7 separate regions of the Homo sapiens genome follow, and all the other regions are linked to region 6. A link is a loop called in an ENCODE intact Hi-C map of the cell type or tissue named here. Cell type or tissue: PC-3. All regions are shown on one strand.

What was found. Hi-C counts contacts between places; a loop is a spot of excess contacts. Peaks named below come from ENCODE experiments on the same cell type or tissue, not always from the same donor. Only the 100,000 strongest peaks of a DNase experiment are listed, where the experiment ranks them.
Region 1: a loop joins it to region 6, with 16 times the contacts of the local background. A loop is called at or near these places in 4 of 110 quality-filtered maps.
Region 2: it touches region 6 in a loop (9-fold over the local background); 5 of 110 quality-filtered maps call a loop at or near these places.
Region 3: a loop joins it to region 6, with 14 times the contacts of the local background. A loop is called at or near these places in 3 of 110 quality-filtered maps.
Region 4: it touches region 6 in a loop (2.8-fold over the local background); 8 of 110 quality-filtered maps call a loop at or near these places.
Region 5: a loop joins it to region 6, with 5 times the contacts of the local background. A loop is called at or near these places in 39 of 110 quality-filtered maps.
Region 7: a loop joins it to region 6, with 5 times the contacts of the local background. A loop is called at or near these places in 4 of 110 quality-filtered maps.

The regions. Positions count from the first base shown.
Region 1 is chr12:75,950,451-75,954,450 of GRCh38, reverse strand. No RefSeq gene overlaps it. Among named protein-coding and RNA genes, the nearest start is that of PHLDA1-AS1, 78 kb to the left of the region's middle. In PC-3, no CTCF peak of the experiment used is centred here; DNase peaks (open chromatin) are centred at 220, 680 and 2,350; H3K27ac peaks cover 3,914 bases.
Region 2 is chr12:75,814,923-75,818,922 of GRCh38, reverse strand. The region is part of intron 1 of LOC105369844 (a long non-coding RNA gene); the gene reads left to right. Among named protein-coding and RNA genes, the nearest start is that of PHLDA1-AS1, 210 kb to the left of the region's middle. RefSeq lists a silencer at 3,341-3,400. In PC-3, a CTCF peak has its summit at 1,880 (motif pointing left); a DNase peak (open chromatin) is centred at 1,822; H3K27ac peaks cover 2,440 bases.
Region 3 is chr12:75,976,092-75,980,091 of GRCh38, reverse strand. No RefSeq gene overlaps it. Among named protein-coding and RNA genes, the nearest start is that of PHLDA1-AS1, 52 kb to the left of the region's middle. RefSeq lists enhancers at 1,841-1,890, 1,900-2,044, 1,921-2,090, 1,419-2,618 and a cis regulatory region at 1,966-1,979. In PC-3, no CTCF peak of the experiment used is centred here; DNase peaks (open chromatin) are centred at 671 and 1,981; H3K4me3 peaks cover 823 bases; H3K27ac peaks cover 4,000 bases.
Region 4 is chr12:75,724,179-75,728,178 of GRCh38, reverse strand. All of the region lies in intron 1 of LOC105369844 (a long non-coding RNA gene), which reads left to right. Among named protein-coding and RNA genes, the nearest start is that of KRR1, 210 kb to the right of the region's middle. In PC-3, a CTCF peak has its summit at 2,374; DNase peaks (open chromatin) are centred at 2,518 and 3,128; H3K4me3 peaks cover 493 bases; H3K27ac peaks cover 1,994 bases.
Region 5 is chr12:76,018,691-76,022,690 of GRCh38, reverse strand. No RefSeq gene overlaps it. Among named protein-coding and RNA genes, the nearest start is that of PHLDA1-AS1, 9.8 kb to the left of the region's middle. In PC-3, no CTCF peak of the experiment used is centred here; DNase peaks (open chromatin) are centred at 1,670, 2,240 and 3,800; H3K4me3 peaks cover 1,957 bases; H3K27ac peaks cover 4,000 bases.
Region 6 is chr12:75,558,724-75,562,723 of GRCh38, reverse strand. All of the region lies in intron 12 of LOC105369844 (a long non-coding RNA gene), which reads left to right. Among named protein-coding and RNA genes, the nearest start is that of KRR1, 49 kb to the right of the region's middle. In PC-3, a CTCF peak has its summit at 2,382; a DNase peak (open chromatin) is centred at 2,343.
Region 7 is chr12:75,657,816-75,661,815 of GRCh38, reverse strand. LOC105369844 (a long non-coding RNA gene) reads left to right here. Exons shown (of 16, transcript XR_007063375.1): 8 at 2,641-2,772. Among named protein-coding and RNA genes, the nearest start is that of KRR1, 150 kb to the right of the region's middle. In PC-3, no CTCF peak of the experiment used is centred here; DNase peaks (open chromatin) are centred at 885, 1,535, 2,655 and 3,355; H3K4me3 peaks cover 775 bases; H3K27ac peaks cover 4,000 bases.

The sequences.
Region 1 (4,000 bases), 390 kb before region 6:
TGGGCACCCTGTGTGCTATCTTTCCTTCAGCACGGATGGTTCCTGCCTGCTGAAAAGTGCTGACTATTGCACCTCAGCTAACCCACTCAACCTTTTTCTAGAGGCCCAGGGAGATATGAATGTGACCAAGAACTTGGCCTTTGATATTCAGCCCAAGTCTGGCTAGAGGTCAGAGGGAGAAAAAAAAAAAAAATCCCTCCATGAGCCATAGCTGTCTGTATATTCAGCGTCTCTAGGCAACTGGGAGGACATTTACCATTCATCCTCCAAGAATGCTGAGTAGCCCTTCTTACGTGTGATTCACTTTGGGGTAAATTTCTGTCCTTACTAATGAGCCTGTGATGGGAGTCAAGTGAAAAGGAATCATTAAATCTGGTTTTATTCAAGTTACATAATTAATTCTGGCACTGAAGTTGGCTTCCCAAGTTTTATACATGGCCTGAGTTTGTTCATTGAATTAAAGGTGAGCATGGGGGTTGATGACACGGTGGCTATAGGTTCTTATTTCTTGTCCTTCTTCATGGGGTTAATTTGAAGAATAATTTAGCTAAAGCACCTTGTGCAGGGTTGGGAATGTGTTAGTGATCGGTACATGAAATTTCCCTGTCCATTGCCTCTTTTCCCTCATGACCTCCTACATGGGAGGTTTTCCCTTGGAGGGTGTGACAGCTGATTACTCAAGCTGGTGTGGGAATTTAGCTCTGGAGATTGACTGGCAGATCAAAACTTGGACTGTTCTCACCAATAGGGGTACGGCTCTCTACTTCATTATGTGTCTTTGTGGCATTTTGTCTTTCTCTCTCCTGGCTAGTCTACTCAAACACCCTTCTCAGAGACTGCCACTGTGGACTCTGAAGTTTTCACAATACCAGGAGGTTTGTGGGAACTGAATAAATTGCTTCAAGATCGAACATAAAAATAAGTCCTGGCCCCAATCCTAAAAGAAGTCACTGGGAACCCAATCAGTGCTGGGCAACCAGCCCAGGCCCAGGCTAATGAGATATTTACATGCTAGGCTTTTCCCTTCATTTTGGTCTTCATGGGCCTCATTTATGAGGAAGTCTGGAGTGCGTGTGCTGTAGGCAGAGGCCGGTGCTTCCCAGCTTGGTGCCATGGACTCCTGTAGCAGATCAGGGGCACTACCACCCACCAAAAAATCCAGCACATTCAACAAACAGCAAATTCCCAGCCCAAAGCAATTACTTGCTTTTTATTTATTTATTTTTTTGCTATTGTTTTTCATTTACATTCTTTTCTGAGTTTTGCATGTTTTACTCTGACAGGAGGTATAAACAGGCAAAGGAAATGTAATCTATTTCAGTATTTGTGGGAGTGCTTGTCCTAGGAGTTTTAGGAGAGCATTTTCATCTATCAGATTAAGACAAATTTAAAAGGGTCCCCAAAGAGAATTTAGAATTGGAAAACTAAACCTAGGAGGAAGTTAAAGGTACAGTGATTATTTTGCTTGGAGAGTAGTATTGGCTTTCCAATAAAATGAAGGTGATTACTAAGAAAGGTAGCTGATTGGTCATTAGTGCATGGCCAGGACAAGAGAGTGAAGACTCATGTTTGCTTAAAAGAAGCATTTTTCTCTCAGGTGGAATTTGTTTGACGTTAGTGTGGCAGATTGTGATATTTCTTCTAAAAGTGGGAAAGCAATTTGTGTAATCTGTGCTCGTGTGCAGAGGACAGAACCAGATGGCTTTCGCAGTAAACTTTCAGGGCTTTACTAGAATAGGGAGAGACAAAAGGGAGGCAAACTTGGTGGCTTGTGAGATGGGGAATCGTTGTTTCAAATCAGGGGTGAGAACAACCCAAAATTTAGGAATGGCTTTTCAATAATAGCTCTTCTGATGTGTAGTACTAGAATCTAATTTTTATTTAAGCACAGCTTCAGAGGTTTTTTTAAAAAATTGCAAACTTGGAAATAAAGAAAAAAGAGGGGGCCGGACGTGGTGACTCATGCCTGTAATCCCAGCACTTTGGGAGGCCGAGGTGGGCAGATTGCCTGAGGTCAGGAGTTCGAGACCAGCCTGGCCAACATGGTAAAACCCTATCTCTACTAAAAATACAAAAATTAGCCGGGCACTGTGGCAGATGTCTGTAATCCCAGCTACTCGGGAGGCTGAGGCAGGAGAATCGCTTGAACCTGGGAGGCAGAAGTTGCAGTGAGCCGAGATCGCACCATTGCACTCCAGCCTTGGCAAAAAGAGTGAGACTTTGTCTCAGAAAAAAAAAAAAAAAAAAAGAAGAGGAACAGCATGTCTTATCAATGTCACAATGGGAAAATGTTTAAAAGGCCACCAAGGATTACTCATTATTTACTACTGACAAGGCCTAGACTCTGTGAGGTCACATGTTCATTTAGGTTTATGTCCGGTATAAAAGATAACTCTAAAGATTATGGTTTCATTGCCCTGTAGGACATTAACCTCTTTTGACTTAACTAGTAATCTTATTCATACATTCTCTTTTACAAATTTCACTAATTTTTCTGAGTACCCAGGTCCCCAAATGGCCTTTAAACCAGCTTGATCATGCTTCTGGCTCCCCACCAGTGAATTGAATATGTGTTAACATGTGTTCATTATTTGACTCATGTTTGTAACTATTTTAAAATTGCTCTTTAACTAGTGGAATTTTATCTTTTATTGTTTGCTGAGTAAGATTTTTCATAATAACTTCTCTTCTGCTCTTTGATTAATGCTGAATAGAGTCATGATTTTACTAACATTTATTTTTGTGGCAGCCTCATGTGTAATCCCACCTGCATTCTTCAAAAGCATTTGTAAATAACCAACAAAACTATTTCCTGGTGTAAATCAGTGCATGGAAATCCGTTCTTGTTTTTAAAGGAAGTTAAAGTGAATGAGGTTTCTTCACAGCAATCTAGGATTTTTATCTACAGGGAAAAATCTGTGTTTATGTAGTTTTGTACTTATTATCAACCAACAGGTCTTGTAAATATAGGGTTTTTGCTAGCTTTTGTGTTAAAAGTTACATGTACTCACATAAATGGTTTGGGAAGAAACACTGAATTGGTTTGGAAGGAAATCAGTTCTTTAAAAAAGAAAACAACCGGCCAGGCGCGGTGGTTCACGCCTGTAATACTAGCACTGTGGGAGGCCAAGGCAGGTGGATTGCCTGAGCTCAGGAGTGCGAGACCAGCCTGGGCAACACAATGAAACCCCGTCTCTACTAAAATACTAAAAAAATACACCACTCGGGGTCGTGGTGTGTGCCTGTAGTCCCAGCTACTCGGGAGGCTGAGGCAGGAGAATTGCTTGAATCCAGGAGGTGGAGGTTGCAGTGAGCCAAGATTGCACCACTGCACTGAAGCCTGGGTGATAGAGTGAGACTCCGTCTCCAAAACAAAACAAAAACAAACAACCTGAACCATAAACAGTTGAATTCAGTCAGGATTGTTTGTTCATTGCATGAATAAATTTGACCCCTTAAATAATGGCCACTTGAATTCAACTGCTTTTCGGTGTAATACAGTTGCATCTTTGAAATTTTGGAGATGCAGCATGACCTCAAATGGTTGTAATTGCCTATTAAAAAAAACAGGCATGAGAAACTGTGCTACTTTAAATGCAACAGATACACATATTTGGACTTTGGTAATTCCATTTCAGTCTCTTCCATCCAGAGAGGTAAGATCCCTTTATATAAATAAATACCTGAGACTGGATCCTGGCTCACTCCTGTAATCCCAGCACTTCCAGCACTTTGGAAAGCTGAGGCGGGAGGATTGCTTGAGTCCAGGAGTTTGAGATCAGCCTGGGCAACGTGGAAGGACATTGCCTTTAAAAAAATACAAAAAGTAGCTGGATGTGATGGTGCGCACCTGTAGTCCCAGCTACTTGGGAGACTGAGATGGGAGAATCACCTGAGCCCGGGGAAGCTGAGGCTGCAGTGAGCTGTGATTGCACCATAAGACTCCATCCTCAGTGACAGAGCAAGACCCTGTCTCAAAAAAAAAAAAAAAAAAGATCAT
Region 2 (4,000 bases), 260 kb before region 6:
AAGTTGTTTTTATTATTTATTACATGCTGACTGCATACCCAGTGGTGAACAAAGAATAAAAGGAGGGACTGCTGGAAACATTGGGGAAGGCGCAGAACTGGCAGGCTTTTATTAGGTACGAAGATGAGTGTCACATCAGTTCATTGTCTTCTGTACCAATATTAGGATGATGGACTGAGGGCTTCAAATTTGGTTTTATATGGTGTTTGCAAAATGTTTATGGTTAAATTCTAAGATAGTAATGTCTAATGGGTAATCCATTGCATTATCAAGGCATGTAATCAAGTTTTCTTGAACAAAACACAATGAGAGAATATAATTATGTTTAGGGAAAGGTGAGGCAGGGGTGTCTGCTTGTTTGGTAGGCTCATGTAGGCCTGCAGCAGCTCCCTCACTGGTTCATGTGGCAAATGAGGGATCTCATAATAGATCTGTTTTTGAAGCTTTACTCAGACATTATTTCTTCTCTCATCAGTGTGTTCCCATTGCATTTTTTCTTTTTTTTTGAGACAGAGTCTCGTTCTGTCACCAGGCTGGAGTGTAGTAGCGCGAACTTGGCTCACTGCAACCTCCACCTCCTGGGTTCAAGCGATTCTCCTGCCTCAGCCTCCCAAGTAGCTGGGACTACAGACAAGCTACCACGCCCAGCTAATTTTTGTATTTTTAGTAGACAGGGTTTCACCATGTTGGCCAGGATGGTCTTGATCTCTTGACCTCCTCGGCCTTGACCTTGATCTGCCCACCTTGGCCTCCCGAAGTGCTGGGATTACAGGCATGAGCCACCACGCCCGGCCCCATTGCATTTTTTGCATAACCATTTCTTTTCATTCTCAGAGCAAGCAATCCAAGAGACAAGATAAGTTTCTATGCCTTTTATGGCCTAGCCCCAGAAGTCATGCACCATCTCTTCCATGCTATTATATTGGTCAAAGTAGTTAAAGGCCTTTTCAGGTTCAAGAAAAAGAAAAGTATACCCCATCTCTTGATGTAAGTTGTAAACATCACATTTTAAGAAAAGCATGTAGGATGGAATGTAGTTCAATATGTTTATATTTAGAAAATGCAATCTGCTGCAACATGGAAACCAAGTAACCCACACAAAGTGCTTACAAATATTAACTATTATTAATATTATTCAATGAATGTTTTCTTAAAGAATAAATTAATATACATTTCTTTCTGCCTAGAACTTTGAGCTGTAGTTAAATAATTCTTGACTTGTAAATTGTCAGTTTGAGCTTGTCTTGTTTGCTCCTACCTGCTACCTGCATTAGGATCCCTTCAAATTGGAGAGTTTCTAAATTTTACTTTTTAACTTAAAATCATTTCAAATTTACAGAAGTTTTAAGAGTAGTACCAAGAACTAACTCTCTAAACCCATCTGAATTTGCCTGTTTTAACCTTTTCTTCATTTTCTTTTATATTCTCTCTTCTTCCCTCCTTTCCCATTCAAGTATTAGTTTCAAACATCATACTCCTTTTCCCCTTATAGATCCATAGTACCAACATCAAATTCAGGACGTTTAACATTGATACATGCTATTATTTAATATATAGATCATACTCAAATTTTAATAATTGCCCTAAAAATGTTTTTGTAATTGTTTGTTTTCTCCCTGAACCAGCATCCAATTCAGGATCACAGATTGCATTTAGTTGTCATGGCTCATTAATCTCCTTTAATTTGAAGCAGTTCCTTAGCTTTGTTTTTCAGGACATTGACATTATTGAAGTATACAGGCCAGACGTTTGGTAGAAATGTCACATGATTTGGGTTTGCCTCAGGGTTACTCATCATTAAGTTCAGATTATGCACTTTTGGCAAGCATACCATGACAATGATGTTGTGTCCTTAACAACATATCACCACCTAGAGGCACACATTACTGATGACATTAACTTTGATCACTTTTTATAAACTGGTGATTGCTAGGTATCTCCACTAGAAGACTACCATTTCTCTTTATAATCTACAGGAAGATATTTTGAGACTATTTAATATCCTGTCTTCTTCAAACTTTTACCCTATAGCTTTAGCATCCGTTGATGAATCTTGATAAAATCAGTTATTACTATGATGTCTTTTAAAAAAGATGATTGACTTACCAACTATTATTACTTCTTCTACATTGATTAGCTGGATTCTTATTTTTATTCAGTGAATTAGATCCAATGCTGCCATTTAATTCTTGTTGAAGCTTAAATTGTCCCAAATTTAGCCAATAGGTACCCTTGAAGCTGGCCCTAAGTCTTTTTGACATAGCCTTCATCATTTTTTGTACACTTTTTTGTATAAGATATTCCAGACCCTTCTTGTCTTGCTTTGCTCTGGCCCTCCTCTCTCCAAGGAATCCTAGCTCCTTCTAGTGAGGAACAGTACCTAGAAACAAGGTCTGTGAAGAAGTGTTTGTTCAGGTTATCCAATGTTGAGGTTATTCAGGCAAAAACACGTTAAATATTGAGTCCATCAAACAGAAAGTCTTACTTAAATTAAAAAGTGTGAAGATAGTTGACCCTTGTTCAAGATGTTCTATGTGCAATTTTATTTTTATATCTAGCCAATTGCAAAACATCAGAAGAGCCATAGTCCTGGGCTTATTGGAAGTGAGGTTCTATTGAACATTGAGCTGGGAGAGTAGGGAAATTGCAAGATAGCGAGAAGTCAGGCCCCACAGAAGGAGCTGCAGCACTTGCGGGGCATCCACTTTTTAGAAAACTGGTCAGAACCAGTAGACGAACAGCCCATTTTGAAATAGTGGTTGTTTGTGCCATCTGGACTTAGCCAATCATAAAACTCAGTTGATACTCCAAGCCTAAAATGGTCTTGGAGACCCTTTTTGGATTTTGGCTTAAGCCCCATTTTAAGGAATCCAACCCCTTCTTGTGAGATCAGATTTCCCTGCCTTGCACTGAACTTGTTTAGTCCTTGTCCATCCTAGAGCTTCACATGACTCAGTCTGCCAGTTAGGTTGGGAGATATAGCGGAGCTAGAAGGAGCCCTGGCCCTGGTACTTACTAAGCATACCCCTTTGATGACTTTAATTGACTCACTGTGTGGCTCTAAGTCCCTTCTCCTTTCTGGGCCTCAGTTTCCTTATTTGTAAAATCAGAAGGTGAGGCTAAATCTCAAAATGTCCATCTAGCTTCATGTTCTATGAAATCTTCTCTGCCTAAAATCTTTAAAGTGCTAATTAAACTGGCAGATCAAGATAAATGACCAGAGGAGCTGGACCCATTACAGAATTAAAGTCTTCAGAGCCCTAGCAAGCCTGCTTTTTGAAGCGTGCTTTCTTTTTACAGCTGTGAAGAGAGGAATCAGCACATGCGCTATAACTTCATATGACTAATGGTAACCATGGCGACCACTAAATATTCCTTCCAGACCTTGCATCTGCACAGCTCACTGAAGCAGAGGAAATAAACGTTGCTGCTTTGAAAAATGATAAAAATAATCTAAGCCAGCTAGAGGCTAGGAAGGAAAGGAGAGATCTTCCACCTGAAGGTCAAGCCATTTCATCTCATTATCTTTTCAGGGCCTTGTTTAACCTCAGGGGGCATTTGGTACCAACCGAATGAATAGGTCACAGACTGGAGGGATTTAGTATCAGGCTACTGAAACACTTGACTAGTTTTTAAAGAAGCTTCTGGGGTTCTGACAATGTTTGCTAGGCTGGTGTGATGACCCCTATGTTAAAATGCAGTAGGTCATCAAAAGCAGGTCCCCCAGCAGTTCTTGGTGTCAGGTCATATTATTGGTTTAAGAGAAGAGCAACTAGAAGACTGGCCAAGGTCAAACAGGGACCTGAGAAACCAGGCAGAGAGCAATAGTAAGGAGGTCTGCATGCACAGGAAGGTGGGGGATGGAAAGGCACAGTGAGGCAGGCTGGATATCAGCACTCATGCTCAGAGAGCAGAGCACAGGCAAGAGAACTGGGCCGCATGAAGCCTGCAAATTGGACAAAGAGAACAGACAACAGGTTAATTGCACTTTCTGTAAAAC
Region 3 (4,000 bases), 420 kb before region 6:
TTCTGCTGCTGTCTTTCTTCCTTTCTCATTTCTTATACATAAGAAAGAAATATCGAAAATTCATAGATGACAGCTGAGATGTCCTCTTGGAAATAAGACTTCATTATGTTTCCCGTCTACTGCCTGCTATGATTACATAAAGAAAAGGTGACCAGAATCACTGTAGCAACAAATAGAATTCAGTTGCTTCTTTTCCTGCCCTCAGCCTCCTAGGGCCTATAGTGTGGTGGCTGAGAGCTCAGATTCTGGAGGTGAACAGCTCTGGGCTTAAATCCTGGCTCCTTTACCTTTTGGCTTGATTTTGGGCAAGTTACACAATCCCCTAAACTCATCATTTCCCATCTGAAGTGGGGATGAAAATAGCACCAATCTAATATGGTTACTATGAAGATTAAAAGGATTAATGTTTGTAAAAAAAAATTAGCAGTGTACCTGGCATATGGTAAATATCAAATTTATGATAGCTGTTTTAAAAATTATTATTATTGCAGAAATATACTAGTTCATTAGTTGCATATACTGATAGAAGTGGGGATGGAACTTCATAAGGGAGTGGAAAGAGAATACTAGCACTCCCTGGTACCACTTGTATGTAAATCACTTAACGGTGTGCAAAGGATCACACTATAGTTCTGTGATGTGAGAGAAGACTGAATCACTTCCATTTCCGTTGGTAAATGCTAAGGGCAACTACAGGGTGCAGGGCAATAAATGCTGCCTCTCTACTTGGAAATGACTAATCTCCTTTCTCTAAAGTAAAGTGATGTTGAAGTGGGTAAGAAGAGAGAAGATGAAGGTAGCCAGAGTGAGAAGTGGGATGGAAGGGACAGGGAAGTTTCTAAGATCAGCCCCAAATCTTCCTTCTTGAGCTGTGACCAGAACACCATCCAATATCCAATGTCTTCTATCAGCCTGAGTTATCAAGCACAGGAGAGAGCTCCGTATTAAACTGTGTGGCATACGAGTGCCTAATTCCCAGTCTTCTAACTAGTAAGGACAAGGTTTCCTTGCCAAGTTTATCCTGAGGGCAAAGGCCTGGGTGATGTTTTTTGAGGGATGGTATATTCTTTTTAAAAAAGGTATTTAGGAAGCTGTACTTTGTAGACCCATGTGAGAAGGGAAATTGCATTTAAAACTCACCTTGGGGTGAAGGGAAATGCCTTTGAACTCTGCAACTCAGTAGGTAGTCACTTATCCCCCTCATCATTGATGGGTGAGCAGACAAGCTGAGAGCAATCGCATCTCAGCGTACAGTCCTGATGCACTTGTATTCAGTAATGTAGGCAGTTTGAGGTTTGCCCTTCTGTCCTCGCTAGGTGTTTGCTTTCTACTCTGTACATGTTTTAGGATGAACTATAGTTATCTTCCAAATTAGCATTTTAAAGGCATTCTGATTTTGTTTAAAACAAATCACAACGTGAAGTATTGGACTATGGCTGTAGATAATTCTTCAGATTGTGTTAGTACTCCTGGACCAGTTATTGTGAACTCATGGCCTTTTCAAAATGCAGTCGTTGGCTTTCATCTTCTTAAATGTGACTCTATCAAATCCATTCCAACTCTCATACTGGCATTAGTTTGGCCTACTTCCTCTAACGCAAGCCAAGCAAATTCTCCAAATACCAAATATAAGATGGAGATTCAAAGGTCATTGTTTTCTTCCATGCCATTCCACTCCACTCCCACCCCCAGCCAGCAGGGTAAGGGTTCAGATTCCTGCTTAAAACAACAGGTCAGTGGGCACTGCCAAATCATCCTCAATGCCGTTTCAACTGCTAAGTTTTCTGTATCACAAAACCAATGTTTATCCTGTATTTGCAACCCCTGAGCTGCGTTCTCTTGCCCTGATTCTCTTGCTCTTCCCTGCCAGTGAATTTGCATCATTTCTGTGTGTGCTTTGTTTGACTGCCCTGACTCCAGTTCTGCTGAGACTGTCTGTGGGTGGTTTCCCTGTGCAGAGATGACAAGTGCAAAGGTCAGAAGCTTCCATGATTCATTTCCTCTTTGCTGCACGCAGTGGATGGTTTTCTGGGTGAGTCACTCAGATGCCAAACACAGGAGGGATTTTCTTCACATAGAGGCCCTGAGGCTCTGCTATGCCCTGAATTGGAGGAGGAACTGAGTTCTTAATATTTCCTGAAAAATTGTGTATTTTTTCCAATGATTTCATAAGCCCATTTGTATTCCCTTTCTTTGCATCTGATGACTCTGATTTGCGAATGCTGCGTACCCCTTGGAGAACATTTTGGTATCTTGTAGAGCTTCACTGAGTTCTGACTCAAGAGTAATTGGACTCTTTGAAATATACCCCAAAAGCCTGGATGCAGTAGCTCACACCTATAATCCCAGCGTTTTGGGAGGCCAGGCGGGAGGATTGCTTGAGGCCAGGAGTTTGAGACCAGCCTGGGCAACATAGTAAGACCCTGTCTCTCTCTAAAAAAAAAAAAAAAAAAATTACGTGTGTGTGTGTGTGTGTGTATTATGTTTGTGTGTATATATCTCAAGCATATTCCTGTATTAAAACATTCCCTGGTATGTTATCTATACAGGAGTATTAACAGCAGTCTACCTGTGGCTCTTCAAAAATCCACCCTCCTAGCCAGGCACAGCGGCTCATGCCTGTAATCCCAGCACTTTGTGAAGCCGAGGTGGGCAGATCACTTGAGGTTAGGAGTTCAAGACTAGCGTGGCCAGAGTGGTGAAACCCCATCTCTACTAGAAATACAAAAATTAGCCAGGCGTGGTGGCGGGCACTTGTAATCCCAGCTATTCGGGAGGCTGAGGCAGAGAATCTCTTGAATCCAGGAGGCAGAGATTGCAGTGAGTCGACATCGTGCCACTGGCCTCCAGCCTTGGGTGACAGAGTGAGACTCTGTCTTAAAAAAAAAAAAAAAAATACTACCCTCCTCTTCTTCTTCCAGAATAAAAATCTATGGGAGGAACAAGAACATCAACTGAGGATGATGGTAATGTTGCAATACCTAGGGCTGAAACCTACAGCAAAGTATTATTTTCTCAATGAAGAGAGGTTATTATTTTCTTTTTTTTAAACCTTTAAAAATTATGAAATAGAATATGCAAACAGAAGGCATAAGTGTATAGTACAATGAATAATTACAAAGTGAATACCCTCCATCAAGAAATGGAACATGGCCAGCCCAGACGTCCCTCCTTTGTTTACCTTCTAGACGTACCTCCCTTCTCCTGTCTTGAGGTATCCACTACCCTGATTTTTGTGGTAGTCATTTCCTTGCTTTTCTTACCACCTATGTATGCAAGGTTGTTATTTTGTAAAGCAGTATCAATTCCATCTTCTGCCGGTGGCACTATGTAATTCACTTGTATTAAGTAGCGACCACAGGATGACTTTGGGCTAGAGTGGTATATATCTATTCTCTCCCCACCCTAAAATTCCATAAAAATGCTTATCCATGTCTACTGTGTCATGAACTAATAATACTCCTGCTAAGACACATGTTTAAAGTAATGACAGTGAAGAGGTAAAATAAGCACGAAATTTTCAGTGGTCTGTCTCCTGTGCTCTGGGGTTCCTGAGCTGCAAATAGAGTTAAATGATCTGTGATGGGAATATAGAAATCCTCCCCGCCAACCCCCTGCCACCTCTTACTATCCCCTCTCTCTGATTTCCCTGGGAAATATCCCAGCAAGTTGTAAAATCTGCAGAACTTGGGCATGAAAAGGATCTATTTACAGGTCCTGAACTTTCCCCTTTTGGTTTCTTACTTTGAGAACATACAGGCTGTTTCAGCATATTTCTTTATCAGGGCAACTCACCCCAAAGATTATTTGATCTTCTTTAGTCTGACATGTTCTCTGCTGAGCTAGGAAAAGCAGCTGAGTGGAAATGGGACTTAAAATGTAATTCTTAACCATTTTTACTTCCTCGCCTTCCTTCTCTTCCTTGATTGGCTCAGGCAGGTTTGTAGAGGCAGAAAAGGAAATTAACGTTTATTACACCCCTATTTTGTGCCAGGCACTT
Region 4 (4,000 bases), 170 kb before region 6:
CATATGATTTTATTTATATAAAATGCTAGATGATGCAAAATAATCTACAGTGACAGGAAGCAGACCAGGGATTGCCTGGACCCACGGCAAGGATGGGGGAGGCAGGTAAGGGAGGTAGTGAGAGATTAAAAAGGGGCACAGTAACTTTTGAGGTGATTAATATATTCACTCTCTTGATTATGTTGATGTCATTTATTTTGTGCTGGTTATGCATATAGTAAAGTTATTTTAAAAAAGAAATAACTTTTCCCAAATGATGAGCCATGTATCTTTTATAGAAGACCCTGGAATCACTTAAAAAATAAGATAAAGCAGGAAATGTTTTGTTGCACAATAGTTGGTAGGAGAAGTCTTTTCTCTCTGTTAAAACCCATTGGTCTCCGGAATCTAGGCCTCAGGAATCTGGGGAGGGGCTAGAGGCATAGTCTCTAGGCTGTACCAGCTGAGGCTCCCCACCAGGAGAAAATCCCAGGGCCACATTACAAGGGATAGTCATGAAGGTACAGAAGTAAGTAAATGTGCCAGGAAGGAGGAGCCAAACACAGACCAGAGGAAAAAAAGATAGTGTTGTGAACTCAAAAGGTAGAATTAAGATGCCACGTGGAAAGGGCTGGAAGAGTCTAAAGGTCAGTGAGAGGAGGTCTAGGGGCTGAAAGGAATTAAACAGAAGTAGAGAAAGGCAAATGCAGGCTCAGACCAAAATGGGAGCCTCTGGTGAACAACAGTCATCCCTTTGGACTTCTTCTGGTCAATGTTCGACGTGCTCTGCTGCTGCAAAGCAAAGCTGAGAAGCAACAGAAATGCATGCAACAGTTATAAGGCATTGCATAATTAATAAGAATGATTTTGTTGTGTAGATTATAGTAACATCTAGTTAGAAACACTTGGCAAGTGTGGTGGAGGGGAAAAGAAATTGAAAATCTATTTATTTAAACCTCAGTGAAAAAAAGTACTCAGAAGGTTAAGCTTTTTGGCCTTCGGCAGGGTTCCATCAAGGTATTTCCATTGGTTTGGACTATGAGATAGAACAGCTTTTGGTCTATGTGCATCAGCTGGCACTTGAAGAAAGGTGTGCAGTTAGGTGTAACAGAGATTTTGTTAAGAGTGCTTTATAATTACATTGCATTTTCAAATTTGTAAAATTCTTTCACATGCTTTATCTTTCTCATGTGGAGTTCCTATTTTTTAATCAGACTGATTAATTACTGTTAAAGATTATTTATATCAAATAATTTATAAAGTAAATTTTACAGTAGTGAGAATAAAAAGAAAGATTCACTCTGGGTCATTAGCTAGGTTGAGAAATCATCAAAACATAGGCTGGGCACAGTGATTCACGCCTGTAATCCCAGCACTTTGGGAGGCTGAGGAGGGAGGATCACTTGAGGTCAGGAGTTCAAGACCAGCCTGGCCAATATGGTAAAACCCCGTCTCTACTAAAAATACAAAAATTAGCCAGGTGTGATGGTACACGCCTATAATTGCAGCTACTTGGGAGGCTGAGGCAAGAGAATCACTTGAAACTGGGAAGCAGAGGTTGCAGTGAGTGATCATGCCATTGCATTCCAGCCTGGGTGATAGAGCCAGACTCCATATTTAAAAAAAAAAAAAAAAAGTAATCATCAAAACATAACCTTTAATAAGGAGCCTTAGAAATAATTAAACTTGCATTGTCCAATATAGTAGCCACTAGGTACATGTTTGTTTTAAATTTAAATTGATTAAAATTAAATAAAAGTAAAAATCCAGTTCTTCAGTCGTAGTACTTACATTTACACATGCAATAGTGCTCAATATGGCTAGGGCTACCATATTGGATAGTGCAGATATAGAACATTTCCTTCATTGGCCAAGGTTCTATTGGACAGTGCTGATCTAGACAAATATTTTTAGTGGCTAAAAATGTACTTTTAAATTGAATTTAACTTCAGGGCTGGAGAATTTGAGGCCCACAGAAGTTAGTGATTTATACAAAGTCACCCAAGAAGAACCTGAAAATGGCCCAAATTTCCTGACTTCTATATGAGTGATCATTTTAGCACCTCATACCACCAAACTTTTATTTTTAATTCTGCTCTTGAATAAGAGAGGATTGGATACTCCAAGCTGGCAAGTAATCAAACACTCATTTAGTTTTTTGTTTGTAATTTACATTTATATTTGAAGTTAGGCAGAGCTATAGTCCAAAAACTTTACTTCAAACAATATTAATGATGTCATGCTATAAAGACAGAATGCAGAAGAGCTTGGAAGTATTTCAGTTTCCTTGCTCTGTTTCTTTTTACACGTCCTTGTTCAAGCCACTCTACTCCATGCTGGGACAAGACAGTTTGTTCTTAGGTTAACAGAAAAACAGTCAGAGTCACCTCCTCTTAAAGCATCGAGCACCAGGTGGGAAAGGGCTCAGATTTTTAAAGGTTGCTCAGTGGGGCTTTGAAAATTAAAGAGAGCCCAGAAGAGATGTGGAGAAAGCATGCAATTACACTTGAGAAGGTGTAGCCTTTCCACTGGGTGCATTCTTGATGAGACAGCAAAGTGAGTCATTAAACAGTAGGCTGTCAATAAAGCTGAGACCCAGATTTGCCGTGGATCAGCTGCACTGCCAAAAATTTAACCATCTAAAAAAACCATGGGCAGATCCTTGGTGAACCCTTGGACCTGTTTGCATTACAAGCTTACAATCTTAATTTTTCTGAAAAGAAATAGAGAAAGGAGTAGATGTATATTGAAGAATTGCGATGAAATGCAAGAGTTCCTTATAAACATTACGCAGGGTCATTTTGGAAAGTCAATAATTTATAGCCTTTTTACTGGCCTCAGGGAAAAATGATCACTTCCACATTTGAATTTTAGTAAAAGTTGTTTTTCCTGGATCTCCATTAAATTTCATCCAGCTTTTGGCAGAAATTGTCTTCCTGGACCCTACTGGAGTGCTGGCTGACAAGTTACATCTTCCATGGGGCCACAACTCCCTAACGAATTCTGGGAGAGCAGCCTATTTTTGTTACCAGACGCTGGAGGATGCGTGACATGTCATTAACCTTCAAAACTGGCTCTGCACAAGAGTATTGTCAACAGATGGTGACTCTGATTCTCTCTCTCTCTCCCCTCCCTCCCTTCCTCCTCCATCCCCAGGATATCTTCTGGCATAGAATGCTCATTGGTTTCAAAGGGAAATTCGTGTGTGACACAGACACTGTGGAATGTAGAACAAAAACTGGAACAAAGTCTCTTATATTTATAATTGCGGACTATAGGAATTAAATGCACAGAGTAAACCATCAATAGTGTTTATACATTAAGACAGGCATACCAGTGATAAAGTGAATATTTATGCTGAGAGGCAGGCTCTTTAGGATCAGGGAAAGGTGTCTGGGCACTGGATGGAAGAGCTCAAAGCCAGCATTGGACTTAGAATTTTGGCCCAGCCATTTAACTCTTCAGTCTCTCACTTTGCCTTTTCAGTTTTTATCAGTGGAAGTCAATAGTAATTAGGGCATTATTTATCAGTTACTCCCAAAAAATGTAATCCCAGCACTTTGGGAGGCCGAGGCGGATCACGAGGTCAGGAGTTCAAGACCAGCCTAGCCAAGATAGTGAAACCGCATTTCTACTAAAAATACAAAAAAATTAACCGGGCGTGGTGGCGGGCGCCTGTGATCCCAGCTACTCAGGAGGCTGAGGCAGAGAATTGCTTGAACCCAGGACGTGAAGGTTACAGTGAGCCTAGATTATGTCACGGCCCTCCAGCCTGGGGGACAGAGCGAGACTCCATCTCAAAAAAAAAGAAAAGAGAAAGTTAATTCATTTATTATTTTTAGCAAATATTTATAGGATGCTTAAAATATACCATGCACTATGCTAGGCTCTAGGAAGAAACAAGATGTAAAGCAAAGTGCCTGTCAGGAAGAGGCTGACCAGTAATCAGATGATTATAATACAGCTTTTGAGAGCTTCCTATGGAAACACATATGGGGAAAGGAGAGGTCTACAACCCAGG
Region 5 (4,000 bases), 460 kb before region 6:
TCATTCTTATTAGCTGAGTTGCTCTGGGCAAGTAATTTAATTTATTTTAGCCTCAGTTTTCAGCGTGTGCAATGCAGACAATGATAGTACCTGTCTCATGGAGTTGTGAAACCAAAATTAGTTCACATAAAGGACTGTGGCTGTTCCTGTCGCAAAGTAAGCATTCAATAAGTGGTAGCTATCATCCTTATTATTATTGTTTAAAGTCATAATGTTAATGACAGCATAATATGCCATTTAGTTGGTGTATTATTTCACTTATTTGCCTATTGCCATCTGGTGATTTTCTGTTGTTATGCTGTTAACAGTACAGCTGCAATAAACATCATCATGCATAGATTATATTGAATAAAAAGCATGAACTGGGATTCTAGTTCTGACTCTTAGTCTTCTGACATTAGCAGCTCATTAAATCTCTATGAGCCTTAGTCTGCTCATTTGTAAGTGGGAATAATAGCCCTGCCTGAGAGAAGCTATTATGAACATACTATGAAGTGGCAGTAAAATCTGCATGAGTTCAAGTCCCAGAGGCACCACTTAGCCACTTTACTTACAGTAGAGCATCATGAAAATGCAAACATTATTATCTGGATTCCATTTTAAGAGGAATTAGATATTATATATTCATATACATATGTATATTTCAATCCAAATAATCTGGTTTTAAGAACTAGGATGGGCTGGGCATGGTGGCTCATGACTGTAATCCCAGCACTTTGGGAGGCCAAGGCAAGAGGATCACTTGAGGCCAGGAGTTCAAGACCAGCCTGGGCAGCATAGCAAGAAGCCCATCTCTATTTTTTTTTTAAGATTCTGACAAAGGCTTATTAAAAAAAAGAGAAATAAAAATTTTAAAAAAGAAAAGGAAATAGGATGTTACTGTAACTTAAAAAAAAAAGGTATCAAGAAATTCCTAGTTTTTTGTAAAATTTGACCCAAATTTATACTTATGTTAAAGTAGAAGGAATCATGTCAACACGACATTCCAACTATCCAGAATTATTGACAGAGGAAAACTTGAATACTGAACTCATTGGCCATACGAATTTATTCAGCAAAATATCCTTACTTGCTTTTTTTCTCAAAGACCTGGTGGGAAGCCCTCACCAGCTACATAGAAAGGCCATAATCAAATAAACGTCATGGTGCGAGTGTTCTAGAGCTCTAGCCTTACTTGCCTACAAAGTAAGTCTGTTTATCAAAGATGGCACCAGTGGAGGCCACAACACTGTGGAAATTTAGATGATCTGGGATAGACTGTCGCTATAGGCAAATTTAATTGGTTTGAGGATTATTCAGAATCTTATTTTATCTTGAAGGGATTGTCAGGACCTAGGGATAAAGAGGTCCCCTTCGTTACTCCCAGACACAGAGTCAGAATTAGCTGCTTCTGAGATAGAGTCGATGTGAGAACGGCTTGCTTTTTGCCAGAGCATTCACCTGAAGCATTTGATATTTAGTCAGGCTCCGGAAATGAAAACTTGAAAAAATAGTCAATGCGGTTATGTTGTATACTCTTAAGGACTGCCAAAGTCGTTTATAATGGAGTGAGCAAACACGTACTGCCGTGTTTTAAGACCAGACATCCTGTGCTTCCAAAGCAACTGATAAATGAGTATTCAAGTACTGGGGAGAAAGAAACAGGAAATGACCCTTGGGGAGTTTCAAAGTTTTAATTATGTTACTATCCTCCACTGGCTTTCTCCAGAAGCTGATAGTTCATACAGTTGACTTATTTTGCGAGTATTTTGAACTTTGCCATAGCAAATTGTAACCAGTAGTGTGGCTTACCCCGTCAGAGCTGACTCATGACCTCAAAACTGCAGACCAGCTTTGTGACTAATCACAGCCAAAGAAGCCAAACTTGTAACAGTTCTTTTTTTTGGTTTTTAGTTGTTAAAGAAATGTTCATTTCTACAAAGCTTGGCTGTAGTTCGTTGGCTGTAGTTGGTAAACACCTGCCTTTAATGATCCTTCCAAGGAACCCCCAAATATATACATTGTGTGCGTGTATGTGTGTGTGTATTATAATTACTGTTTTTACTCTTCTTGCTAGTAACTTTTCATGGCATATGAAGGCGGGCTTGTCAGTTTTTTGGTGCAGAACCTGATCTCTAAGTGTTTGAAGCAGCCCTGGGCAGAGTGGCTTCCTTAGAGCTTTGAGCGTCCTGCTTTGAGGGTGAGGCCTATCCTGCCCGAACACCTATGACAAAGCAGTGGTCTGTGGTGGTGCCAGGTCCCTTTGTAACTTCCTGTTGCCACATTTCAACACCACCGCTGGAGGGGATGACTGTGGTCTCAGTGGGAGAACAATTCAGTGACTTACTTTTTTAGTTTCTGACAGAAAAGGAGACTCCTCAGGTGGATTGCATTTGTATATGGGTTGCATTTGCAGGCGTGAGAAAGCATTTAATCCTTGCCACAATGTGCTGGCTCACTACGGAATAATTGTAATTATTGCCAGGGGTTCACATGAAATCCCTGATGCCTGTAAGTCGTGCCAGGTAGCTGCCGGAAGACCTGAGCTTCATGGCTGTCTTAACAGCTGGTGGACCCTGGTTTGAGTTTGCTTTCTAACAAATGTTAGGCAATAATCTCTCTCCTACCTGCAGAAATACTGAGTTTGAAATCAGAGTTGATCATGGCATTTTGGAAGTTTAGATGATGTAGCATCCATCCTTCCCCATTTTACAGTGAAAAAAAAAATGATGTGAGGAGGTGTCAGTTAGCCACCCAAGGTCACACCGGCAGTTAAAGTTAAAGACATGATTAGAACCAAATTCCAGTTTCCATGATTCTTAATTAATGCTCTTTCAATACTGCACCACTGCTTTGTAAAGCCTGAAAGACAATTTCCATAAATCCAAGGTGTTGTTATTCTTGCAAATAATCACTCGAAGCATTCAGACATCATTTATAGTCTTTTCAGCATTTAGATGAAAAGATTCATCACATCTTTTCCCCAAAAAGTATAAACTGAGATGGAAAGTAAACTGTTTAATTCCATAGTTTTAAAAATGGAATCATGGCCAGGCTCAGTGGCTCATGCCCGTAATATCAGCCCTTTGGGAGACAGAGGCAGGAGGATCACTTGAGGTCAGAGTTCAAGACCAGCCTGGGCAACAAAGTGAGAACCCGCCTCTACAAAAAATAAAAAACACAGCCTGATGTGATGGCACACACCTATGGTCCCAGCTACCTGGGACTCTGAGGCAGGAAGACCACTTGAGTCCAGGAGTTCGAGGACACAGTGAGCTCTAATTGCACCACTGCACTCCAGCCTGGAAAACAGAGTGAGACCTTGTCTCAAAAAAAAAAAAAAAAAAAGTTAATCATGTTTTACCCTTTTCAAATATAATCCACATGGATTAACAAAACTTCAGGAAACAGGCAAATTCACAAAAGAAACCAGAGTGTGTGTGTGTGTCTGTGTGTGTGTGTACAAATATATATATATATATGTATAAATATATATATTGCTTTTTATAAAATGTTAGGCAATAATCTCTCTCCTACCTGCAGAAATACTGCAGAAATACACACACACACACACACACACACACACACGCATATATATATACACACACACACATTTTCTTTTTTCTTTTTTTTCCCTCTTCTCTCTCCTTCTCCTCCAGAAGTATATTTTGAAATGGACTTATTTTAAAATGTGGTTGTTAGAATATATTCTTTTAAAAAAGCCATTTGAAATTGATTTTATCTTATGACTCCTAAAATATTTGTGGAATGTTTCCTGTTGCTAGTCACCCTCAGGTCTTGAAATTACCTGTGGAGTTGAAAAATGTTGAAGTGATTTGAATGTTTATACAGTTACTTGAGGAGGTAGCTGCCTAGATTTGTAGCCTGTGTAGGTGTTGGGAGAAATATTTTCTGAAAAGGTTGGTTGAGGGTAGTGGATCTATGGGCACTGGTGAGATCCTAATACGTGGAGTGATAAAAATTTGTTGCTGCCCTTCTGGGCAACTAGGTGAATGCAATT
Region 6 (4,000 bases):
CTCTTGCTGTTTGTACTTCAGTATTTCTTATAAATATATTTCTGAATGGGTATGCAATGTAGATTTCTTTAATAAGCAAATCTCATTGAATAATGTGATGGTTTTAGGCCACTTTATCATTATATATGTCTGATTCTAATCTCGTGTTTACAGTTATTAGCTGACCAACCAACAGGGCTGAGAATCAGAAGATTTGGTTTTAAGACTAGCTCTTCCAAAAAATTGCTCTTAGCCCAAGGAAAACATCCCAATTGCTATTTCCTTATTTATATATGGAGGTGGATCACCAGGAGACTACCTAAAACAGCTCTAAAATCTAAACCAGATCTAGTATTCTACAACTCCAGCTAATTCATTTTAAAAAAAATGCTATGTTAAGGTTTTAAAGTTGAAGATCCTTTGGAATGTAAATAATCAGGTCTCCATCCGGGGCCAAAATTTTGTACATCCCAAATGAAGGCTGAATAAAGCCTGTTCTTTTGAAATTAGTGACTTTTATGAGCTCATGAAGGATCCACAACAGAAAGAGCTCTGTGATGGGCATCAGGGTCGTTCCCACCCTTATTTCCTTTCCACTCACACACTAATCCCGTGATGTGGTTACATCTGTAATTTCATTCTGCAAAGAGGAAACTGTGTTGTACAGAGTAGTTAGTTGTCTTGGGCAGGGCTGTACAGGGTCACATAGCTACAGAGGGCTGAACAAAATTCTCGATATTCCAGACTGTGGTGATTTTTGTTAGAAATCTTGGGGTCACGGCACTTTGGGAGGCCGAGGTGGGTGAATCACGAGGTCAGGAGTTTGAGACCAGTCTGGCCAACATAATGAAACCCCGTCTCTACTAAAAATACAAAAAAAATTAGCCTGGCATGGTGGCGGGCGCCTGTAGTCCCAGAGAATGGAGTGAACCTGGGAGGCGGAGTTTGCAGTGAGCTGAGATAGCGCCACTGCATTCCAGCCTGGACAACAGAGCAAGACTCAAAGAAAAGAAAGAGAGAGAGGGAGCGACGGAGAGAGAGAGGGAGGGAAGGAAGGAAGGAAGGAAGGAAAGAAAGAGAGAAATCTTGGGGTCACTGTCCCCAGGACTGTGTCCTCAAGTCAGGGGTAGAAAATGAATAGGAGTGAATACCTAGTACTGCTCAGATAGGGCTGTTCTCACGCTAGGAGAGGGGATGGTTGATTGGGTATCGGGGCATCTTCTCCACTAGACGGTAAGCTTTTCTATTACCGAGTGTATCCATATATCCTTCAGGGCAGGGAGAAGATTTAAAATTGGTGTAATCTGCTGTAGTACCCAGGAGTGTGCTGGGCTCCCCAGTATTTTTCAATTCTGTGACACTGTAGGCAATCAATATAAACAGAAGATGAGGGTAACAGTGAAGTAGAAAAGGGTCAGATGTTGAGAATGGGAAAGTAGAGGTTACTACACCCACCTCAGTTCAGTAAAACAGAGCCCCTTCCACTGGCTGATTGGTGAATCACCTGGGCTGGCTCCAGGAACAATGAGAAGTCTTGGATTTGGTGCCCTTCAATGAAATCTTTCATTAGTCTCTCATATTCCTCCTCTTTCTTACTCCCACCAGCCCCTTTTGAAAAGTATGAATGCTGAGTTAATCCCTCAGGGTCCCAATGGTCCTTGTTCAAGCAAACGTCAAGGCGAGGGACTGTCTTTAATTATGGCTTAAGGAAACAATGCCTCCCTTTTGACAGTCTATGTAGTTAGTGATACTCTTGCTTGAAGATTCATGCAGGTAAAACCAAAAGGGGTTTCTATAGTATTGAAATCCATCTTCAAACACCACTAACCACTCCCTCTCCAACACCCATCTCCTGCTTCCAAGGGCAAAACTTAACCATCAAATAACATTACATATATGTTTTGGGCCTTGTATTTTGTACCCTACAGCATGTATGACTATTATACTGATGAGAGAAAACAAGATGTTTACGTAAATAAGTTTTTCATCACTGAATTCTAATGATAATCAACCCAAAACATCAGATTATTTTTCTGAGCATTTAGTCACAGCTTCAACAAAAATTCTTTCTTTAAGAGCTTATTGTGAAAGGATTTCATGTGCATTTATAAAGATGTCTTCTTTCATTCATTCTTTGGCAATTCTAATTAGTAAATTTTACTGGCATTTCTCTTTCTCTGTGCCCAGGAAGTTAATACAGCATCATCATTGATTACTGCCGCATGTTAGAGCAAACATATTTATTTCTCTTTTTTTCTCCCAAAGAAATAAAATCTTTATGTGCTCTGCACGTGGGTTAGGGAAGCTAATAATGGTCTGATTGTTCCAGTCTTGGTGCTGCCTAACCTTTGAGGTAAGGACTGTTACTCTTTCAAGCACTGTCCTCTAGTGTGGAAAATAAATATTAGCACTTTTACAACAAGCATTGCTGCTCAAGAACTGCTGCTTGATAAGTGTGTGCCTTCCACTAACCCACTCAGTGCTTTTCCTGGGAAGGTATTGACACCTTTAACCACATAAGTTAAAGTAATTCTTGGTGAGAAAATTACTGGCAACACATGCACCTTTACCTAACAGTGTTAGGTCATCAGAAACCACTGAATAGATGAAAGAAATGGGCTTGTAGTATAGCATAGATCCATGAGCTTGTGATAAAATGCAAAAAAAGAAGAAAAAAGGCACAGTTCATCTATTTTTAAAAATTAGTATTTCAAAAAGAGTGCTGGCTCAGCACGGTAGCTCACGCCTGTAATCCCAGAACTTTGGGAGGCCAAGGTGGGCGGATCACCTGAGGTCAGGAGTTGGAGACCAGCCTGTCCAACATGGTGAAACCCTGTCTCTACTAAAAATACAAAAAAATTAGCCTGGTGTGGTGGCAGGCACCTGTAATCCCAGCTACTTGGGAGGCTGAGGCAGGATAATTGCTTGAACCCGGGAGGCAGAGGTTGCAGTGAGCTGAGATCATGCCACTGCACTCCAGCCTGGGCCACAGAGCAAGACTCTTGTTTAAAAAAAAAAAAAAAAGCTATCATTTTTGACAAACTGGCCATTCCGAAATTAATTTCTGTGTGAAGCACACATATACATTTCTTTGAATCCTTGTATAACTCAACTCTGACTGGCTGTTTAATGGAATAGTTCTGACTATTCACATTTTCCAGGTTATTATCTCTTAGTTTCATTTAGTATAATGCCTGGCTTTGAAATCATAGGTAAATATTCAACAATGCCTATCAGTTAAGATTTTAGGGCACTAGATTCAGATAGACCTGGGTTAAGCATTCATTTGTTAGTTGGCCTTTCTAAACTTCAATTTCCTTTACAGTAAAATGGAGATCATAATAGTGCTTTCTTTCCTTAAAGAATTTAATTATGAACCTATGAGGCTTGAAAAATATTTAACATAGTATCTGGACCTTCACAAACACTAAATAAACATCAGAAATTCTTTTATATATTTTTGTATTTTTTTTTGACACGGCCTCTAGAAAACTTTCTATCCACCAACCAAGCCCCAAATGACATTCTTCTAATAAAACATACGGTAGACTATTTAAATTCATTACAGAGTTCACTTGTATTAGATTTAAATTCATTACAGAGTTCAGTTGTATTAGTTCCTTTTACTACATTTGAAAAAGCCTTTTCTCAGTGTGCACATTCAGCTGGACGCATGCTTCCTAGCTTCCGTTGAATTTTTGTGTTTGACACCTTCTTAGGGGACAGTTTCATATCAGGTGTCATTTCACATTAAGAAGCCAAATTTTGTGGATGCTTATATACACTCGAGAGTATGAACACAGTCAAGCTGGCTGTTATTGTTGTCAGTTCCCAAAATAGTGATCCGACATCCATGCCCAAAGGAGCATAAACCACAGACTTGTAAAAGGGGTACTCCTGGGAAGCTAATGTTGGGGGATAATCTCCAAAACACTCATACCTTTCATTGCTTCATAGATTATATCTAATGTCCTTCAAGGTTATAAAAATAGTTTACAGAGCATCTCTACCATAAACTGCT
Region 7 (4,000 bases), 99 kb before region 6:
GCTCTGTGTTCTGAACCATTTTATAATGCTACAGAATTTCCTGGCTATGCAAAATTTAGGGCTGAGATATTAAATTTATGTGAGAATACCTTAAGATTTCATTATCTTGTCAAATGCTTTTCATACTTATGAAAAGTATGATAGAGCCCAGTTCTTCCAAACCAATTTATCCATTTGTCAAATATTTATTGAGTGTCTACTTCATGCCAGGCACAATTTTAGGAGGTAACAATATTGAGAGATGCAAAGTAGACAAGGTTCCTTCTTTCATAGGGCTGGCATTCTGTTGAGAGAGAAAAACATTCTGGAAATAAACAAACAAATAAATAAAGATGGTAATTTCAGATAGTGATAAAGTGATATAAAGAAAGTAAGACAAAGTAATGTGCTAGAAAGTGTCAGTGTTAGGTTATCAGGGAGAGACAACGTGAGATTTGGTGACCAAGGGAGACCTCTTGGAGGAGGTGACCTCTGGTCTTAGACTGAAATGGTGAGAAGGAACCAATCATGTAAAGATCTTGGGGAAGAACATCTAAGTCTCAGGGAATGGAAAGGGCAAAGTTTCTGGCACCAGAATAAGCTTAGTGAGCTCAAGAAACCAAAAGCCATATATGGCTAAAAGTAGAGTAAGTGATAGAAGAGGGGAGAAGGATAACTTCAGAGATACAAGCAGGGAAAGATCACTTGAGGTCCTGTAGTCCATGGCAAGAATTTTGGATTTGTTTTTAAGTGTAGTGGGAACCCTATGCCATGTTTTATGCAGGCAAGTGGACTGGTCCAAGTAATCTTTTAGAAAGATGACATCGCTACAGTGTAGAGAAAGGATTATAAAAGGCAAGGATGAAAGCAGGGGAATGAGTCAGGAGGCTATGGCAATGGTCTGGTTAGAAATGATGGTGGGTCTGATCAGGTGGCAGCTGATCTATTTGTGACTCATATCAATGGGAAGAAATGGATACGTTCAGAAAAACTGAAAGAAAGGTGGACAGAATTCCTGGTAAATTGAATGGAGTGCGGTGAGAGAGAAAGAAATTGATTTAACACTAGATTTAGAGGTTAGTAAATGTGCTGTATGTAATGTGTGCTAGGTATAGTATATACAGGCCATTTACATATATTAAGTGATTTAGTTCTCACAAGACTCCTATGATGTAGCTAGTATTCCTCCCAACTTGTCTCTGACAAAGAAACCAAGATTTAGAGACGCTTAATAACTTGCCTTAGGTTACGTAAGTAGTAAATCGGGAAGCCAAGATTTGAACCCAGGTGTGCCTGATATCAAAAGCAGTGCACATTTTTGTGTGACACAGCATTACCCCTGGAGCTCTGATAAAGATTGCATCTTGCCTATAAGGCAAGACAGAATTAGAGTCCCACAGCAAAACGTCTATTGAGTCACATGTGAGGACACGTTCCATCATCAAGGGGCTTGATTGATGTTGCCTGGCTTCTCTCTGGTTCCTTGAAGGACTATGTTTCAGTTCTGGAACCTCATGTTTAAGGGACGTAAGCACTTTGGGTGGAGTCAGAAGTAAATGAAATGATTAAGCCGATAGAGAAAATGACTTCTGAGAAATGATTAAAAGATTGCAGCTTAGCTCAGTGATGACTAAAGAGGACATCAGCCTATAAATATTTCAGGGGTGGAAATAGCAGGAAGGGGGGATTTTTCTGTAGAAAGGAGAAAGAAATTGCATGAAGGGACAGGCAGAGAATACAGTTCAGTTCCTGAGTCTGCTCTTTATGATGTTGGTGGCTTATCATGACTTTGAGTCTAAATTTTCTCATCTCAAAAAAAATGAGTTATGATTAAATGAAAAACAGTATCTCACTAGAAAGACATCAAAATCCCCATAAAACATTCTTTCATGCTTTTAACATTCATTTGATAAATACTTATTGACATGTACTTTGCATAAGATGCACAAAAGGGGAGGATTTGGGGCCAAAATGTGGATGTCCATTTGAACATTCTTGTTTTATAATAAAATATACATATTTTTATGAGACAAATATTATAAGGACAATTCCTTCACAACAATTGTCTAGCTGGAATCAGAATTATTCATGCACTGAAACATATCAGCTATTGTCATGTTCTGGAGTCTGGAGAGAGAGAAAGGGTAATGCTCGTACCATGCATCCCTATTGCCTGAATACTGCTATACTCTAAAGAACGGGGAGGCTTAAGTTTCAAACACAGGCTAGTGATTTCCTTGCATTTGCCACAATGTGTGTTTGTCTGGACATTTGTTAGTGAAATAAGAGAACACACTGCTTGATAACACAGGGACAACTGTCCAATACATTGGGTGCATTATCTTTCCATATACTATGAAAATTATATCTATCAAGCTGCAAAGTCAGAAAGCCTTGGTTTATCAGCTACATCCGGGCCGCACACAAAAGGTAAAGCCACTGAGGGAAAGCCTTCTTGAAAAGCACACCTGTCCTTTTCAGACATTTTTGAAGTATCATATTTGTTTTCAGATGATTTTGGCCTTCCGCCCTTGATTCTTTAGCTGGGTTGGGAGGCTGTCCTGTGGCCTGAAGGTTAAAGAGAAATACGAGTGAATGTGTCATCTTAATGGGCTTTGAATGCACTCCCAAATGACATGTTTTTTTCTTTTTTCTTTTCAGTCTTGCTTATAAAAGTTACACCTGCAAAAATGGGACTGAATCCAGTGAGGAAGGACATAACATTTTGCCTGAATGTGCAAAATATGAGTGGGGTGTTGTCTGTATCCCTGCAGGCTCCGAGCAGCCTAGTGGGTAAATGAGCGTTTGTTTCCTGTGCACCATCTTTGAGTTGAAAATGAGTCACACACTCGTGGAAAGAATAGTACTATCTTCTTTTGTCTAGCTCTGCATGCTTTTGTGGTTACTGAATTTGTCTTAATGGGAAGCTTGATTGTTTCTCTTTTTGAGGCAAACCATTAGAATTTATTTTTAATCTGGAATAAGATTACTTTAAATATATTATTCTCGATTCATAACTGGATTCACAGCCAGTGTATACAATTACAGAAAATTTATATGGGGCAAAAAAAAAAAAAAAATCTCTCAGGTTTATGTAGTCATCTGGAAGCATAAACCGATTCCTAAATGTTTAAACTAATTTACTTTGAAAATGATGATAATAACTGTAATTTGTTGAATGTCTACTTTGTACCAGCCACTATGCTATGCATTTTTAATAGATTATTCCTAATCCATATAACATGCCCAAAATGCAGGTATCAATAACCCCTTTTTATAGCAAAGGAGAGCAAGGGTCAGAGAGATTAAGTAACTTGCCAGAAGGCATAGAGCTGATCAGTGAGGGAACTTGTATTCATCTCCATTTATGTCTAACCTCAGGGCCTGGGCTCCCTCCATTATGACATCCTACCTCTCTGCAAAGAGCATTTGATGACAAATTTGCCTCAATTCTTATTACAAAGAGGTAGGTCATAAAGTAAAAAGACCAACAATAATTTCCTTTTATCTTTGTAAGAAATTGATTTCATAGGCTGGAAAATACTTTTAGTCTTCCCTGGATGTGCAAAGAGGCTCAGATACATTTGGATACTGGAGTAGTTTCCACGACTCAGGGGACCCTGATTCTAGTTTTATTTTATCCAGCTCTGCATAGCCTCGATTTTGAGACTCCCAGGTCCCAGATATCTGAGGATTCTGAGGCATACACTTATGAATTCTTACTCCATTACTGTGTTCTTCAAGAGATGGAGGGATAGCTTATGGCTCAGGCTTGCACAAGGATTTCCAGACTAATGGAAGAAGGAACAAAGACACCAGAGCAGATACATTTAATGAAAAAAGTAAAAACAGATAAATTTATCATAAGGAAAACATCTGAAAAGTGTCAGCAGAGGCTGTGGTATCTGAAATTATTGCTGGACTATCTGCAATGATAAATCATTATTTCAGATAATCTGACTGAATTGCTGGCATGCTAGGGCCCCAAACTAAGAGTCACAGCTTCAATTATGAAAGTCAT